2 separate regions of the Homo sapiens genome follow, and region 2 is linked to region 1. A link is a contact called in ENCODE POLR2A ChIA-PET data. All regions are on one chromosome and are shown on one strand. Each heading gives the region's core, a stretch centred on a gene start or an enhancer-like site at or near the end of the contact. The rest is flanking DNA. Distances are from core to core; before and after follow the strand shown.

What was found. ChIA-PET counts read pairs that join two places held with the same protein, here RNA polymerase II (POLR2A).
Region 2: POLR2A ChIA-PET joins it to region 1 with 15 read pairs in IMR-90. The contact joins two enhancer-like sites. POLR2A ChIA-PET finds 5 or more read pairs at or near these places in 4 of 52 experiments (GM12878, IMR-90, OCI-LY7 and 1 more).

What each region holds. Positions count from the first base shown.
Region 1 is chr17:3,736,703-3,740,280 of GRCh38, reverse strand. ITGAE (integrin subunit alpha E) reads left to right here. Exons shown (of 31, transcript NM_002208.5): 20 at 403-476. Among named protein-coding and RNA genes, the nearest start is that of HASPIN, 15 kb to the right of the region's middle. RefSeq lists an enhancer at 2,192-2,486. Within about 2 kb of position 1,705, at least 16 of the 41 ENCODE cell types and tissues checked have a DNase peak (open chromatin) inside an H3K27ac peak, as active enhancers do.
Region 2 is chr17:3,982,094-3,985,671 of GRCh38, reverse strand. It overlaps LINC01975 (long intergenic non-protein coding RNA 1975), which reads right to left. Exons shown (of 2, transcript NR_146884.1): 2 at 2,527-3,578. Among named protein-coding and RNA genes, the nearest start is that of LINC01975, 6.8 kb to the right of the region's middle. RefSeq lists an enhancer at 2,735-3,578. Within about 2 kb of position 1,536, at least 4 of the 41 ENCODE cell types and tissues checked have a DNase peak (open chromatin) inside an H3K27ac peak, as active enhancers do.

The DNA.
Region 1 (3,578 bases), core at 456-2,955:
TCTGCCTATATCCGAAAGGACTAAGGAAGCTTCTCTTCGCGTAGGTGTCTGCTCCCTGAATGCTCAAAGTCGTGAGCTGTGTGTTGCTGCTGAATTCGCATGATGTAAATGTCATGGGCACCCCTAACATTCCGTGAAGGTCACCCCAGTTTTTACCTTGGTCAAAGGACTGGGTCACAGTGTGCCCATGTTATAGGACAGATCCAGGAATGTCACCCAGGAATGTCACAGTCCCTGCTCTTCGGGGACAATCCCAGCCTGCACCCCTCACCTCCCTGTAACTGCACTTCTCAGGGTGAGCAGGAGGCACAGCCCAAAACTTCCTATAAGGAGAAGAGCCGGAGGCAGGGCTGCTGGGGAAGGCGGAGCCTGGGCTGATCGGGACTCTCTGTCTGGTTACAGCTGCCCTATGAGAAGGCCTGCAAGAATAAGCTGTTTTGTGTCGCAGAATTACAGTTGGCCACCACCGTCTCTCAGTGAGTTGGACATAGCCGTCAGTTTCCTCGATTAACCTTCTCCCGAACGCTTGCCTGGGCAATTCCTTCATTAGGACACCCTGCACATCCCCTTCCCCTCTCCCCGTGGCCCACAAATGGCTTCTGCACTTATTATCTCAATATGTCCTCAGCTACCCCAGAAGGGAGGCAAGACAGAGATCTGTCTTCCCACTTTCTAGATTAGGAAGCAGACTCAGTCGCCGAGGGCCCTGCATAGGCCATTTGGTGGACTTGAACCTGGGTCTCTTGACATCCCGGACAATGCTATATTCAGAACCCAGCGTTCTTCACAGCCAGGCTGACCTCTACCTCAGTTAGAGGTAACCTCTTTCCCGGCCCACCTCTTGGCCAAATTAACTAATCAATCAAATATTTCTGGACCATCTACTTTGTGCCAAGCACTCTAGGTGCTGGGGATACTTCTGTGAACAACACAGACAAAAATCCCTGCCCTCCTGGTGCTCTTAGGGGGAGAAGATGGTAAGTAGGTAAATTCCATGTTGATGAGATGAACGTTGAAGACACAGGGAAGGTGGGAAGGAGTGTTGGGTGGCAGCTGATGCTGAAGTTTTCAATGGGGTGGTCACGGAGGGTGACACTTTGGCACACACTGGAGGAGGTAGGGGAACGAGCTATGTGGTTGGGTGTCTAAGGGAAGAGCAGCTGCAGGTACCCTGGGTTGGAAGCCTGCCTGGTGGGTGGGGGGCAGGGTGAGGAGCTAGTGGCTGCAGTGGAGTGGGGCGGGGTGTAATGAGGGAAGGGGAGGAAGGGGGAAGAGGCCATGGGGCTTCTTAAGCCCTCAGAAGGGCTTTTGCTGTGAGCTGGGAAGTCAGAGGAGTGACACACTCATGCAGCTTAGCAGGATCCTTCTTGCTGCTTAGCTGAGAAGAGAAGCGGCACTTGCTCCCTTTGTAACCACTCAGGTGAGAGGCGGTGTGGGCTGGGCCATGACGGGAGTAACAGTTTAAAGTGACAGCTCATACGTAGCACGTGCTGACAGAATGGAGGCGGAGGGAGGAAAGAGGGCCACAGCCCCAGCATGCGGCACTGCACTGTCCAACACACCAGCCACGCTTAGCTGTTTACATGTACATGAGTTAAAATTAATCACAATGAAACATTTTGTTCCTCAGTCACATTAGCCACACTTCAAAGACTCAGTGGCCGCCTGTGGCTGGTGGTGTTGGGCAGCGCAGATACCGCCTGTCTCCATCGCTGCAGACGTTCTATTGGACCACACTGAATTCCAGAATGACAGTGTTGCCAAGCACATGAGTGTGGGTTTAGACATGTAGTGGTCTTAGAATGCCCCCCAGGCCGGGCGCGGTGGCTCATGCCTGTAATCCCAGCACTTTGGGAGGCAGAGGTAGGCGGATCATGAGGTCAGGAGTTTGAGACAAGCCTGGTCAACATGGTAAAACCCCGTCTCTACTAAAAATACAAAAATTAGCTGGGCATGGTGGTGGGCGCCTGTAATCACAGCTACTGGGCAGGCTGAGGCAGGAGAATCGCTCAAACTCGGGAGGCGGAGGGTGCAGTGAGCCGAGATCGCTCCACTGCACTCCAGCCTGGGTGACAGAGCAAGACTCCAAAAACGGGGAGGGGGGGAGGGTAACAAAACAAAACAAACAAGCGTCCTTGGCGACTAGTGTTGTGTATGTATTGTGATTCTGTTGGCCAGCTGGCTGGAGTTGCCGTATATGGGGAAGAACGCAGTTCCCCAAGTCCTGGTCAGCCCTTTCATAGACATTTGCAGGACCAATTGAAGACTTTCAAATGCTCTGGAATCCAGGCTAACAAGCAGGCACAGCTGTTTCCAGCAGGGAATTAATTACAGCCAAGAACCAACCTCCCAGCCAGCTACTGGGGGTAGTAGAGATACAGCACGCATGGCTTGCCCTACATCGCCCCCTAGTGTACATAGCAAGCAAACGCTTCTCTTTCAAAAACGCTAGTGAGCCTGGTCGTCGGTGTCCAGCTGTCTCAGTGGTTTTTGACCTGAGGACATAGATCCCCAAAAGAATCTAATGAAGACTACAGACCCCTCTCCTTAGAAGATCACATGTGCATACATAAATTTTGGCATTCCGGGCCCTCTGAGACGGTCCCTAGGCCTCAGATTAGGCAACGCTGTTAATATTCTGATGACACTGAGGTCTCACGCCTGAGCTCTAAGATGTGTGTCCAGCTGACATGTCAGCATCTCTGCTTTGTTATCCTATATGCACCTCTTGTCATGTCCCCGATTGAACGCATCTTCTTCCACCCTTGGGTCTTCCTCCCATGTTACCTCCCTCAGTCAATGGCACCACTCAGCCACCGGCACCACTCAGCCACCGGCACCACTCAGCCACCTGAGCTAGAAACTCAGAACTTGCCCTTAACTCCTCTGTCCCCCCTCCCCTGCCTCTTTTTCGTTTCATTTGCTTTACTGTCTCTGACTTCTTTCCTTCTCCACTACTGTTGTCTTTTTTCTTCTTCTTCTTCTTTTGAGACAGGGTCTCACTCTGTCACCCAGGCAGGAGTGCAGTGGCGCGATCTTGGCTCACTGCAACCTCCGCCTCCCGGCTTCAAGTGCTTCTCCTGCCTCAGCCTCCTGTGTAGCTGGGATCACAGGCGCACGTGACCACACTCAGCTAATTTTTGTATTTTTAGTAGAGACGGGGTTTTACCATGTTGGCCAGGCTGGTCTTGAACTCTTGGCCTCAAGTGATCCACCTGCCTCACCTCCCAAAGTGCTGGGATTACAGGCGTGAGCCACCGTGTCCAGGCATCCACTACTGTTTCCTTATTTCAGGCATGTATCATCTCTCGGGTGGAGACAGCAGGCTCTGTCTCTGCTTCCTGTCTCTCCCTCCAGTCAATCCAGCCTCTTCTCAGCTGGGATAAAAACCAAACCAAAACCAAACAATGGGAACAAAACACACCTCACATTACTTCCTAGGCCGGGCGTGGTGGCTCACGCCTGTAATCCCAGCACTTTGGGAGGCCATACTTCCTAGATCTGCACATCTCATCTTTGGACATTTCAGATGGAAAACAGTTTTCTCGGTATTGCTAATATGTTTTTCTGTCAATCTC
Region 2 (3,578 bases), core at 287-2,786, 250 kb before region 1:
AGTCCTCATCCCTCACCTTCCAGACTCTGACCTTGACAGAGGTGCAAAGCAAGGAGCCATCAATATCCAAGTGAAGGTAGAGGTAGTTCCAAATTTTGCTCTGTGCTATTTAGTGAAAGTCCTTCATAGTCCCCAGGAAGGTGTTTGCTCCTGGAAGATGTTGGCATGAGTGCATGGGAGGGATGAGCGCATGGGAGCGATGAGCGCAAGGGAGGGATGAGCGCATGGGAGGGATGCGCGCATGGGAGGGATGAGCGCAAGAGAGGGATGAGCGCAAGGGAGGGATGAGCGCTTGGGAGGGATGAGTGCATGGGAGGGATGAGCGCAAGAGAGGGATGAGCGCAAGGGAGGGATGAGCGCTTGGGAGGGATGAGCGCAAGAGAGGGATGAGCGCATGGGAGGGATGAGCGCTTGGGAGGGATGAGCGCATGGGAGGGATGAGCGCAAGGGAGGGATGAGCGCATGGGAGGGATGAGCGCATGGGAGGGATGAGCGCAAGGGAGGGATGAGCGCAAGAGAGGGATGAGCGCAAGAGAGGGATGAGCGCATGGGAGGGATGAGCGCATGGGAGGGATGAGCGCATGGGAGGGATGAGCGCAAGAGAGGGATGAGCACATGGGAGGGATGAGCACATGGGAGGGATGAGTGCATGGGAGGTGTTAGCACTTGGGAGGGATGAGTGCTTGGAAGGGATGAGCACATGGGAGGGATGAGCGCATGGGAGGTCTTAGCACTTGGGAGGGATGAGCACATAGAAAGGATGAGCGCATGAATGGGATGAGCACATGGGAGGTGTTAGCACATAGGAGGCATCAGAATCAGAGAAGATTCAGTAGATAAAGCTTATGACACACAGCCAGTACTCCCTTACCAAGGACCTGTGATGAAGGACACCTTTATTTAAATGGATGATGATTCACTTTGAGAATGGAAGTGTAAACAGAGAGGCCGGGTGCGGTGGCTCACGCCTGTAATCCCAGCACTTTGGGAAGCCAAGGCGGGTGGATCACCTGAGGTCAGGAGTTCGAGACCAGCCTGGCCAACATGGCGAAACCCCGTCTCTACTAAAAATACAAAAAATTAGCTGGGCATCATGGCACAAGACTGTAATCCCAGCTACTGGGGGGGCTGGGGCAGGAGAATTGCTTGAACCCAGGAGGCGGAGGTGGCAGTAAGCCGAGATCACACCACTCCACTCCAGCCTTGGCGACAGAGCGAGTCTCCATATCAAATAAATAAATAAATAAATAAATAAATAAATAAATAAATAAATAAGTGTGGATTGGCTCATGATGCTTCCCTGAGTGAGAGGTAGCCACATCCCTTTGGAAGTGGTTGGACCCAGGGGCCATCCCAGGGCTTGGGGATGAGGTCAGTTTGCTTACAGGAAGCTGCTACTTCCTGTTTCTAAGAATACAGATCAAATGGCATTTCCCTTAAGAATCTCCCAGCCACCCAGGAGGGACTTGTCTGCTGAGGCCACGGGCCCTTTCCCAGCCCCTTCGTCGTCCGAGAGGCTGAGTCTCTGGGTTGCTGTGCACTCAGCGCACACCCTGGGCCATAAGCCGCCTCCCACAGCCGCCACAGCTGTGGATGCTACTTGGCGCTTGGGGCTGGCCTGGGACCAGGCACTGGGTGGCTCATTTTGCTCCTCTCTGGAATTCACCGCAGCTCATACAGAGCTGGGCTCCACTTGGTACCCCCAGAAGGAGGTCCCTGACCCAGCATGCTCCCTGCCAGCAGCGGTGGCCGTCTGCGCTCCTGCCTGCCCAGCACCTCTTCTTCCAATGTCTGCATCTTGACTGTCTTTTGGGGAGCCCTCCTCCCCCGACCTCCTGCAGTGACTTCAGACCACATGACTCCATGTAACCAACTGGAGCATTGCAGGGATTGGTCCAGAAATGGGAACAGAACCCATATCCCGTGAGAGCCCATTAGGAGGCTCAAATCAAAGGATTTTTTTGTTTGTTTGTTTGTTTGTTTGTTTGTTTGTTTTTGAGATGGAGTTTCACTCTTCAGGCTGGAGTGCAATGGCGTGATCTCGGCTCACTGCAACCTGCACCTCCCCAGTTCAAGCAATTCTCCTGCCTCAGCCTCCCAAGTTGCTGGGATTACAGGCATGCACCACTACGCCTGGCTAATTTTGTATTTGTAGTAGAGACGGGGTTTCACCATGTTGGCCAGGCTGGTCTTGAACTTCTGACCTCAGGTGATCCGCCCACCTCAGCCTCCCAAAGTGTGGGGATTACAGGCATGAGCCACTGTGCCCGGCCTCAAATCAAATGCTTTTGATTAAACCATTGGCAAAGAGAATCTCCTGGTTGGGGGGCACTCAAGTGGGATGTTGGGTGTGGCTGCTGGCAGCCATGTTACCATCATGAGGCGAGAATGCCACCACAGAGGAAACAGATCTCAGCTCACTGCAGCCTCAACCTCCCAGGCTCAAGTGATCCTTCCACCCCAGCCTTCTGAGTAACTGGGACTACAGGCATGCGCCACCATGCCTGGCTAATTTTTTTCTTTTTTGTAGAGACGGGGGTCTTACTATGTTGCCCAAGCTGGTCTTGAACTCCTGGGCTCAAGCAATCCTCCTGCCTCAGACTCCCAAAGTGCTAGGATTACAGGCAGGAACCACTGCACCCAGCTGAGAGGTGAATTCTTAAAGATGTCACTTGTGAGCCCTTGATCCTGCCTTTCCTGAAGCCATCCATCCCCTGGACTTTTCAGTGAAATGAGCCGACGATTTTCCCCTTGTGCTTCAGCCCATTTGAATCAGGCTTCTGCCCCCTTGCAATGGAAAGAGACCCGACTCGTCCACCACGTCAAGCTCAGCCTCTGCTGGACCTGAAGGGGCTTCTTTTTCTCTGGCAGATCCCAGGAGTATGGTCAGCTTCCTGCTGGCCTCCCCAACTCACCCCTCACATAGGCCTTCAGTAAACACAAAGGGCCAAGGGTGAACCAGGAGAGCTGCTGGCGGCCTGTGGGTGGAGGCTGGGTGGAGGCATGGAGGCTGGAAGCAGGGGAGGGGCTGTGGCCCCAGGGGTCCTGGCGTTCCCGGCAGCCCTTGAGGAGGCCAGAGGTGCAGCCAGGGGGGATTTCTGAGGCCCTAGAGTGAGTGGACTCAAAGGGCTGGTGAGACCCTCCTTGTGCAGCCCCAGCTGTATTAATAGGGTCACTAAGGCCAGAGAGGGCAAGGAATGGCCGGGGCTCCGCAGCTGGAAAGGCAGGCTCTGTCTACCCAGGAGGCTCCGTGTGCGGCTGTCTCGGCCACAGCAGCTCCTTGATTCTCTGGGGAAGGTTTCCCCTGGGCAGAAGGGTCCCCCTAAAACAGTGTGAACCACCACAGGCCTCTCGTGAGCCGCCGCGCCCGGCCTGTCTACTTCTTTTATCGAGAGGGAGATCCTTTCCTATCCTGAGCCGCAGCCCGCGGCCGGGGCACCTGGGGTCCAGGTTGCTCCTCCGCTGTGGGCGCTGCTTGAACTGGTGCCAGGTCCCGGTGTCACCGTAGGTGAGCAAGGTGTGGCCGCCGCAGCAGCACCCCTGTCCCTTGTGGTCCCTATGCTGTGGCTTTTCCCTGG